Linked DNA regions of Homo sapiens: region 2 is linked to region 1. A link is an interaction called in ENCODE POLR2A ChIA-PET data of the cell type or tissue named here. Cell type or tissue: CD4-positive, alpha-beta T cell. All regions are shown on one strand. Each heading gives the region's core, and the rest is flanking DNA. Links, peaks and the distances in the headings are about the cores only.

Region 1 (5,422 bases), core at 852-4,851:
CCTGGGCTCTGGTGGACACACAGCATCTCAAGTAGCCCTATCTGGATTCCTAGACCCTGGTACAATCACTGGCAATTGGTGATGTGGGGAAGGGATCTCTACCCCCTGCCTCTGTCTCCAACCCAAACTTCAGGCTTCCCTGGCCCCTGGGCAGTGCCCTCACTCCCCTGCCTCTACTTGATCCCCAGTGCTCGGTGGATTTGTGCCCCACCTTGGCCATTAGGGCTCCCTGCGCCTCCCTCTTGGAATAACACTTCCTATCTACTCTTTTCTCCTTCTTCCACATTTCTTTTTCTTTTTCGAGATGGAGTCTTGCTCTGTTGCCCAGGCTGGAGTACAGTGGCACAATCTCAGCTCACTGGAACCTCCGTGTCCCAGGTTCTCCTGCCTCAAGCGATTCTCCTGCCTCAGCCTCCCAAGTAGCCAGGATTACAGGCACCCATCACCACGCCCAGAGATTTTTTTTTTTTTTTTTTGTATTTTTAGTAGAGACAGGGTTTCACCATGTTGGCCAGGCTGGTCTCGAACTCCTGACCTCAAGTGATCAGCCCACCTTGGCCTCAAGGTGTTGGGATTACAGGCATGAGCCAACATGCTTGGCTGGTCACCTCCTCTTTTAAGGGATCCCAAAGTGCCTTTCTTTTCTCTCCCTTCTCCCCTCAGGTTACAGGGCCATTCATTAAAGTCAGGTGGTCTTTCTACAGAAGAATTTTTGCTTTAGTAGGCAGTTCAACTGAGATGCTGTTGAAAGTGTCTATATCCCTGCAAGGAGGGATTTTTTTTTTTTTGACCGAGTCTCACTCTGTAGCCCAGGCTGGAATGCAGAAAAAGTATTTGATAGAATTCAACACTCATTCATGGTTTAAAAATAAAAAACTTCTTAGCAAACAAGTAATTCTTAAAAATAATCTTACAAAGGCATTGTAAAAGCCCTATAGCAAACATCACATTGAGTGGTGAAATATTGAATGTTTTCTTCTGATATTAGAAATAAATCAAGAAGACATGCTATCGCTACTTCCATTCAACATTGTGCTTGGATTTTACCAGTGCAATAGGGCAGGAAAAAAAATAAAAATCTTACGTCTTATGTATTGGAAAAAAAGAAATAAAGTTGCTATTATGCATAGGCAACATGATTATGTACATAGGATTTTTTTTTTAATCTACAGATAAAGCCTGGCACAGTGGCATGTGCTTGTAGTCCCAATGCTTGGGAGGCTGAGGCAGGAGGATTGCTTGAGCCCAGGAGCTCAAGGTTGCAGTGCACTACAATCATGCCTGTGAATAGTGTCCTCCAGCCTGGGCAACATAGTGAGACTCCATCTCTAAAAAAAAATTTTTTTAAATCTACATACAAACCCTTAAAATCAATAAAATTTAGCAAGGTTGCTGGATACCCTCTCTATATACAAAAAACAGTAGATTCTTTTTTTTTAATCTTTTTTTTTTTTTTTTTTTTTTTGAGACGGAGTCTTGCTCTGTCACCCAGGCTGGAGTGCAATGGCACAATCTCAGCTCACTGCAACCTCCTCCTCCTGGATTCAAGAGATTCTCCTGCCTCAGCCTCCTGAGTAGTTGGGATTACAGGCGCCCACCACCACACCCAGCTAATTTTTGTATTTTCAGTAGAGACAGGGTTTCACCATGTTGGTCAGGCTCATCTTGAACTCCTGACCTCAGGTGATCCACCCACCTCGGCCTCCCAAAATGCTGGGATTACAGGTGTGAGCCACCGTGCCCAGCCAAAAACAGTAGTATTTCTACTAATAGCTACAAACAATTAGAAAGTGAAATTCTAAAAATGAGACCATTTACAATAACATCAAAGCAAGACATATCTAGAAATAAATCTAATAAAAGATGTATAAAACTACATACTACATCACTGACAGAAATTAAAGAAGACCTAAATAAAGGGTGAGAGGGATATATCACATTCATGGATTGGAGGACTCAAGAATATTCATAGCAGCGCTACTCTAAATAGCCTGAAAACTGCAAACAATTGGCTGGGCATGGTGGCTCACGCCTGTAATCCCAGCACTTTGGGAGACCGAGGCGGAGTGGATCACCTGAGGTCGGGAGTTCGACACCAGCCTGGCCAACATGGTGAAACCCCTGTCTCTACTAAAAATACAAAATTAGCTGGGTGTGGTGGCACATGACTATAATCCCAGCTACTCAGGAGGCTGAGGCAGGAGGATCACTTGAACCCAGGAGATGGAGGTGGCGGTGAACTGAGATCGCACCATTGCACTCCAGCCTGGGCAACAAGAGCGAAACTCTGTCTCAAAAAACAAACAAACAAACATTGCAAATAATCCAAATGTCCCTCAACTATAGAATAAACAAATTCATTGTGCTATAATTATACAATTGAATATGAATATTCACAAGAAATGAATACACTTCTGCTTCATGCAACAACATACATGAATCCCGTAAATATGATGTGGAGTGAAAGATGCTAAACACAGAAGATCATGACTCTTTGTGATTCATTTATATGTAAAATTTTATTCATAAAAAGTTCAAAAGCAGATAAAACTGATCTGGTGTTAGGAATCAGGATAGTGGTGGTTCTTGCTGGGGAGTAACAACGGCAAGGGCCCAGGAGAGAAGGTTTCTGGGGTGCTGGCCACCCTCTATTTCTTCATCTGGGTGGTGGTTTCACAACTGCTCTCGCTTTGTAACAGTGAAGCCATGCATTTATGGTTTGTGTACTTTTCTGAGTGTATGTTTTAATTCAGTAAGAATTTTAATTAAAAAAAGTAGGGGCCGGGCGAGGTGGCTCATGCCTGTAATCCCAGCACTTTGGGAGGCCGAGGTCAGGAGATCGAGACCATCCTGGCTAACACGGTGAAACCCCGTCTCCACTAAAAATACAAAAAATTAGCAGGGCATGGTGGCCCACGCCTGTAGTCCCAGCTACTTGGGAGGCTGAGGCAGGAGAATCGCTTGAACCCGGGAGGCAGAGGTCGCAGTGAGCTAAGATGGTGCCACTGCACTCCAGCCTGGGTGACAGAGCAAGACTCCGTCTCAAAAAAAAAAAAAAAAAGTAGGAAGTGGCAAATTGTGACGCAAAGGACTTCTAAGGCTTCTCAAACTCAGTGACCTGGCTGCCGTCCGTGTCATGTGCTGCTGAGCAGTAGAGCTGAGTACTTTGTGTTTGTTTTATCGTGTAATCCTCTCGGATTAAATGCACTCTGTGAAATCGGTATTATTCTTTTTTTTTTTTTTTTTTTTTTTTGAGACGGAGTCTAGCTCTGTCGCCCAGGCTGGACTGCAGTGGCCTGATCTCGGCTCACTGCAAGCTCCGCCTCCCGGGTTCACGCCATTCTCCTCCCTCAGCCTCCCCAGTAGCTGGGACTACAGGCGCCCGTCACCACCAGCCCTGCTAATTTTTTTTTTTTTTTTTTTAGTAGAGACAGGGTTTCACCGTGTTAGCCAGGATGGTGTCGATTTCCTGACCTCGTGATCCGCCCGCTGCGGCCTCCCAAAATGCTGGGATTACAGGCGTGAGCCACTGCGCCCTGCCGAAATCGGTATTATTCTTATCACCACCCCCATTTTGAAGAAAACACAGCAGTCCTCTCTTATCTGCAGTCGCACTTTCCATGGTTTCAGAAACTCACGGTAAACTATGGGCTGAAAATGTTAATTGGAAAATTCCAGAAGTAAACAATACATTTTAAATTTTGCACCATTCAGAGTAGCATGATTAAATCTCTCGCCATCCTGCCCATGACATGAATCCTCCCTTTGTCCAGTGTACCCTCGCTGTATACACCACTCACCCATTGGTCACTCAGTAGCCCTCTTGGTAATTAGATGAAAAACACAGTAGACATAGGGCTCCGTACTGTCCTTGGCTTCAGGCACCCACTGGGGAGCTTGCAACTTACCCCTGAGGATAAGGGGGACTGCTATACTAGCATATATATATATATATTTATATATATATATTTATATATATAAATATATATATATAAATATATATATATATAAATATATATATATAATGTGTGTGTGTATATGTATATATGTATATATACACGTATATACATGTATACACATACACATATATGTATATATGTATATATACACATATACACATACACATATATGTATATATGTATATATACACATATACACATACACATATATATGTATATATACACATACACATACACGTATATATGTATATATACACATACACATACACGTATATATGTATATATACACATACACATACACGTATATATGTATATATACACATACACATACACGTATATATGTATATATACACATACACATACACGTATATATGTATATATACACATACACGTATATATGTATATATACACATACACATATATGTATATATGTATATATACACATACACATATGTATATATGTATATATACACATACACATATATGTATATATGTATATATACACATACACATATATGTATATATGTATATATACACATACACATATATGTATATATGTATATATACACATACACATATATGTATATATGTATATATACACATACACATATATGTATATATGTATATATACACATACACATATATGTATATATGTATATATACACATACACATATATGTATATATGTATATATACACATACACATATATGTATATATGTATATATACACGTATATACGTATACACATATATGTATATGTGTGTATATATATACACACACACACACACATATATAAATATATATATATATTTTTTGAGACAGAGGAGTTTCACTCATGTCACCCAGGCTGGAGTGCAGTGGCACCATCTCCACTCACTGCAACCTCCGCCTCCCAGGTTCAAGTGATTCTCCTGCCTCAGCCTCCCAAGTAGCTGGGATTATAGGCATGCACCACCATGCCTGGCTAATTTTTTGTATTTTTAGTAGAGACGGGATTTCACCATATTAGTCAGGCTGGTCTTGAACTCCTGACTTCAGGTGATCCACCCACCTTGGCCTCCCAAAGTGCTAGGATTACAGGGGTGAGCCACTGTGCCCATTCTATACTAGCAAATATTATTCCTCATTTTACAGATGAGGAAACTGAGGCCCAGAGAGTTTAAAGTAACTTGGCTAAGGTCACCTGAGGAGTAAGAACCAAGAGTGAAATCTCAGCAGTTGGTCCCAGGACCCATGCTCTTTGCCACCGCACTGACTCAGCCTGTCAGCTGTGTCTGTTCCACTCCTTTCCCAGTTCCTGGAAAAGTGTTTCCCAAGCTACATAATTCATCCTGCAATTCATGCGACATCTTTGCCATGTTTGATGACACGAAAAACAATAATGACTCCTATTGTATTCCAGCACTTGCCAATAAGAGACAGACTTTTAAAGAGCTTGGGACATGGTGCCAGGAAAATAGCTGA
Region 2 (5,422 bases), core at 764-4,763, 980 kb before region 1:
TCCATTTGAATTTTGTTTTGTATTACCAGGCTGCTTACAATATTCTTGTGCTTTTTATTGCTTATGGAAGAAATTACTTTAGACATTTCTTAGAGATCCAAATATCTTCCTTGAGTTTAAGAAACAAAAATTCCTTCATTATGAGCAGCCATCGCATTCTTTTCAGAAATGGATACCCAAAATTATCCATGTAATTTAAATTGCTTTCTAGAAGGTATGCAGACTTGACCTATTCTGTATATATATTTTCCTTCCTGTGGCTCCTTCGTGATTGTTGGTTATGTTGTTCTTTTGGCTAATAAACATGGTAGGACCTGACCCTTTGGGAAGGAACCCAGAGTTCATAACCCTAAGTGGGTGATTGAGATGGTGTGCGTCACATAGAGCGTGTTGGAGGAATGATCGTTTGGTTGTATAAGGGATGTTGGCTGGCCTTACAGATGAGATGTTTGAACTGGGTCTTGAGTGAGTGGGAATTTGTTAGGGAGGTGTTAGTGCAGTAGGAGCAGAGATTGTGAAGGCTTTTGTGGGCCTTTTGTGTGGGAGAAAGGTTATAGTTCTGTGGAGTGTGGGGCAGTGTGGGCCAGATTTCTTGACACTTGGAAGCCATGAGAGAGTTTTAAGCATGCGACATATATGACTTCATTGGCTTGGTGTCAGAAGAGAGTTTGGAGAGGAGAGACTGAGACAGCAAGTCCAGTTAGGAAGCTGTTGCAGAGGCCCAGGGGTAGATGAATCTGGAGACCCAGAGGCCCAGGGGTAGATGAATCTGGAGACCCAGAGGCCCAGGGGTAGATGACTCTGAGACTGTCAGGATGCATGAATCTGAGAGACTGACAAGGGAGTCCTTAGGAATAGGAGACCTGGCGATTCTATTATATCAGACTGGAGAAGTTTCTGTCCTCTCCATATTTGCTTGTGTGTGGTGTTGTTATTGCTCACAGCAGTCTATTTTTGAGAAACACCCTTAGAGCAGAGTTGTGATTAAGAGTGGAACCATGTTGGCCATCATAGACTGATGGTCATGCCCTCTCCCAGTGACACTATGCTGACCCCTCTAGATTTAATGTCCAGAGGACCTTCTCTACTGATGTGGGGACCAGCATCTGATATAGTTTTATTTGTCCCTGAAGCCAACCTAGAGGCTTTTATTTGAACTTTGCTATTGATTGAGGCCATCAGCATTTCAATATTTGAGAAAAACCATAGAGGAACTTGTGATTTCTGCTAAAATGCTGAGAGGATTGATTTTGTCTTGGACATGCTCTCTCATCCTTCCCCTTGATAGCAAGTAATGCAGACTCAGGTTTGAGTTTTGACTGTGCCAAGTGGCTATGAGATTTTGGGTAAACATGATAATATAGGTAGTTGATACACAGTGAGTACTTTGTGCCAAATACTCTTCTGAGCTTAACAGATGTTAAGTGGGTTATCATGGGTAAACATGATAATATAGACAGTTGATACACGAGTACTTTGTGCCAAATACTCTTCTGAGCTTAACACATGTTAAGTGGGTTATCGGTAAACATGATAATATAGATAGTTGATACCTAATGAGTACTTTGTGCCAAACACCCTTTTGAGCTTAACACATGTTAACTAATTAATTTTCAATACCATGAAGTAGGTTCCTATTATTATTATTTCAATTTTACCAGCAAGGAATCCGAGGCCCAGACAATTTATGTAACATACCTAACATAGCCAGCCAGTAGCAGAGCTGGGATTTGAACCTTGGTAGTTAGGCTCCAGGGTCCATGGGCAAGCAGATGATACTGTTTGGGGAGAGTTAGTTACGAGGGTTAAATGACAGTGTGTATAAAGCGAAAGCATAGTGTCTGGCACACAGTAATTGTTTAATTGATGGTGTCTAATATAATATGCAAATATATATTATGGAAGAGTCTATATAATTTTAATACAGTTTTATAAAGAAAATTGGTTTTCTACCAATTGGCTAGAAAATTGGTAGAAAATATATGGGTAGAGAATTTTCTATACATTTATGGGTAGAAAGATGTTTGGAAATACCAAAGTATTGATGGAGGTTATTTCTGGTGATGCAGCTATGTTCATTTTATTTTCTTCTTTGCTTTCCTGTGTTTTCCAAATTCTCCTCAGCAGATGTAGATTGTTATTATTTGAAATATAAGTCTAAAATATGTTGTTGTTTTTTAAAACTAAAGATTAATGGGATCTCACCAGACAAACAGGACTTCCCACAGTCCAGGAAGAGTGAAGAGCCCTGCAAAGCTATAGTGGTGTGAAACTCTACACCATGCTTAGTGACTTTGAAGTTGTTTGGTCTTTTTTCAGTTCGTCATTGTCTATTAATTTATTTGTAGTGTTTTAGACACATATTTTCTTTGCTTTGCTTTCTTTGTGGGTTTAGAAAGCCCTTTACCTTCCAAGAGAATAGAAATGTTAGGACAGCAGTTTCTTGTGCTGCTGGGGAGACTAATCAGCCCTCTTATAATCAGTGACTCCCTGCTGCCTGGAGACGGCTTGCAGGGTTGCCCGTGGGAGAAGCAGCTCCGGGGCTTACAGTTTGAAGTGTCTGTCCTTCTAGCTTTCAGTTTTGGGCTCGGTCTTGACAGAGTGTTTTGTTTTCCTCGTCTAGTGCATCATGGTGCACATGGCATTCATTTTCTGCATAGAGTCTTGTGGCTGCTGTTTATACTTCAGTTTTAGCTAAACCTTCCCGTGTGAATTTCTGCTGTGCCACATTGCTTGATTTAAGTCCTGTCATCCCTTCCATACCTTTATAATTTGGTGGAAATCTATACAACTGTTGTTGTAAGAGGCAGAAAGAGACAGGAACTTAATTTTAATTATACAGGCTTTTTTTTTCTAATTTAATGGTTTTTATTAAATTTATTAAATTCATTCATTTAATGGTTTTTATTAAATTCATTAGTTTATTAAATCATGAATTGAATTTGAAATTATTTTCTCTGATGATAGGTTTCTCACCCAGGGCATCACTTATTTTTTTTCCAGGTATTTGACCAGTTGTCCTAATGCTATTATATATAATATATATATAAATTATATATATATTTTTGGAGACAGGGTCTCGCTCTGTCACCCAGCCTGGAGTACAGTGGTACAGTTATGGCTCACTGCAGCTTCAACCTCCTGGGCTCAAGAAATTCTCCCACGTCAGCCTTCTGAGTAGCTGGGACTACAGGCATGCACCACCACACCTGGCTAATTTTTGTACTTTTTGTAGAGAGGGGATTTCACCATGTTGGCCAGGCTGGTCTTGAACTCCTCGGTTCAAGCGATCTGCCTGCCTCTGCCTCCCAAAGTGCTGGGATTATAGGTGTCAGCCACTGTGCCTGGCCTATTATTATTATATTTTTAAGAGACAGGGTCTTTTGTTTTGTTTTTGATATGGAGTTTTGCTCTTGTTGCCTAGGTTGGAGTGCAATGGCACAATCTTGGCTCACTGTAATCTCTGCCTCCCAGGTTTAAATGATTCTCCTGCCTCAGCCTCCCAAGTAGCTGGGATTACAGGAGTGTGCCACCACACCTGGTAAATTTATATTTCTAATAGAGACGAGGTTTTACCATATTGCCCAGGCTGATCTTGAACTCCGGGGCTCAAGCAATCTGCCTGCCTCTGTCTCCCGTAGTGCTGGGATTACAGGCATGAGCCACTGTGCCTGGCCTATTATTATTATATTTTAAAGAGACAGGGTCTTCTGATTTCATTTTGAGACAGAGTTTCACTGTTGTTGCCCAGGCTGGAGTGCAGTGGCGCGATCTCGGCTCACTGCAACCTCCGCTTCCTGGGTGTAAACGATTCTCCTGTCTCGGCCTCCCGAGTAGCTGGGATTACAGGAGTGTGCCACCACACCTGGCTAATTTTGGTATTTTTAATAGAGACGAGGTTTCACCATGTTGGCCAGGCTGGTCTCGAACTTCTGACTTCAGGTGATCTGCCTGTCTCGGCCTCCCAAAGTGCTGGGATTACAGGAGTGAGCCACAGTGCCCAACCAAGAGATAGGTCTTGCTCTGTCGCCCAGGCTGGGTACAGATCTCGGCTCACTGCAAACTCTGTCTCCTGGGCTCAAGGGATCATCTAACTTCAGCCTCCTGAGTAGCTGGTACTACAAGCACACGCCACCATGCCTGGCTAATTTTTTTTTTTTTTTTTTGTAGTGATGTGGTTTCACCATGTTGCTCAGGCTGGTCTCAAACTCCTGAGCCCAAGTGATTCACCCACCTGGGCCTCCCAAAGGGCTAAGATTACTGGCATGAGCCACTGCGCCTGGCCTCTGGATTTCTTAATTGGATACCTAGGCATTTTATGTTGATTGTAATTATAAACTTGTTTCCCACTGTTTATTGTTGGCATAAAGGAAAATGTTTGCTTGCGGTGAATATCTCAGAGGTAGGAATTAACCAGATCTCATCCAGTTCTGTATTCTTAGTGCTAACTACTGGACTTGGCCCAAGTTAGGCTCTTAATAAACATTTGTTAAGCAAATGAACACTTTATGTACATGGTGTTGTCCCTTTTTCCTCTTTTGGACTACTTTAGCTACATTCCCAGGAATAGAATTGTGGGTCAAAGAATGTGAACATTAGTATAGCTTCTAAAATGTGGTAAATTTTGATAGGTGGACATTGTTTACTAAAGGGAATAAAAGCTTAGATAAACTTGTTGTTTAGTGGAGATGATGAGGCCCGACTCCCTGTAGATGCTGCTGGGTTGCTACTCCAGCCCCTGTCCTCACAATCATGTACTTCCTGCTGAGAGTGGGCCCATAATATACGTGTATTGAAATCAGTTAACTTGTAATCAAACAACTTTATTGTGGGACTTGTCTAAGCATCAAGTTGAGAGCTGGTGGGAGGCTGAGGGGAGTCTCTGGGGCCCAAGAGGAGGAACAGGTGGCCAGGGCCTGTCTCACACAAGAGTGGGCTTCTGGGTTTTGAGCTACTGGAGACCTGGGGACAGCAGCTTGTGGGAGCAGCTGGGGCATCACATGGTACTTCTCAGCCAGCTGTCAAGGACTGCATTCCCACCTCAAGCAGAATGTGGATGGCTTGCTTTTATTCTCCGAGCTGGTGCCTCATGTCTTGGCCCCCAAAGGCAGCAGATGGCTGTCCTGTAGAATTGTGCCCACCCAATCCTTGTCTGCCCCTCTCCCTCACCCAGGACGTTCATGCAGCCATGTAGGAGACAACTACAATGGCTTTCCAAGATGTTCAGCTTGGTCTCATATTGGGATTGGTGCCATATTTGACCTGGGATTTCAGCAGTATTGAGGAAGTAGCAACAATTGAACATGAGAGGATGAGTCAGATATTTGAGTGTTTATATTCAGGACACTGTGCAAGACATCTTGGATCGTATTGAGACCAGCAGGTCTGGTCTCTGCCTTTAAGGAACTTGGGTTAGTGAGGA

What was found. ChIA-PET counts read pairs that join two places held together with the same protein. Peaks named below come from ENCODE experiments on the same cell type or tissue, not always from the same donor. Only the 100,000 strongest peaks of a DNase experiment are listed, where the experiment ranks them.
Region 2: POLR2A ChIA-PET joins it to region 1 with 8 read pairs; 1 of 35 experiments calls an interaction of 5 or more read pairs at or near these places.

What each region holds. Positions count from the first base shown.
Region 1 is chr15:77,076,525-77,081,946 of GRCh38, reverse strand. No RefSeq gene overlaps it. Among named protein-coding and RNA genes, the nearest start is that of TSPAN3, 8.1 kb to the right of the region's middle. In CD4-positive, alpha-beta T cell, for the core only: no CTCF peak of the experiment used is centred there; a DNase peak (open chromatin) is centred at 3,106.
Region 2 is chr15:78,059,219-78,064,640 of GRCh38, reverse strand. All of the region lies in intron 1 of TBC1D2B (TBC1 domain family member 2B), which reads left to right. Among named protein-coding and RNA genes, the nearest start is that of TBC1D2B, 16 kb to the left of the region's middle. RefSeq lists an enhancer at 2,463-2,572. In CD4-positive, alpha-beta T cell, for the core only: no CTCF peak of the experiment used is centred there; a DNase peak (open chromatin) is centred at 2,550; H3K4me3 peaks cover 754 bases; H3K27ac peaks cover 1,344 bases.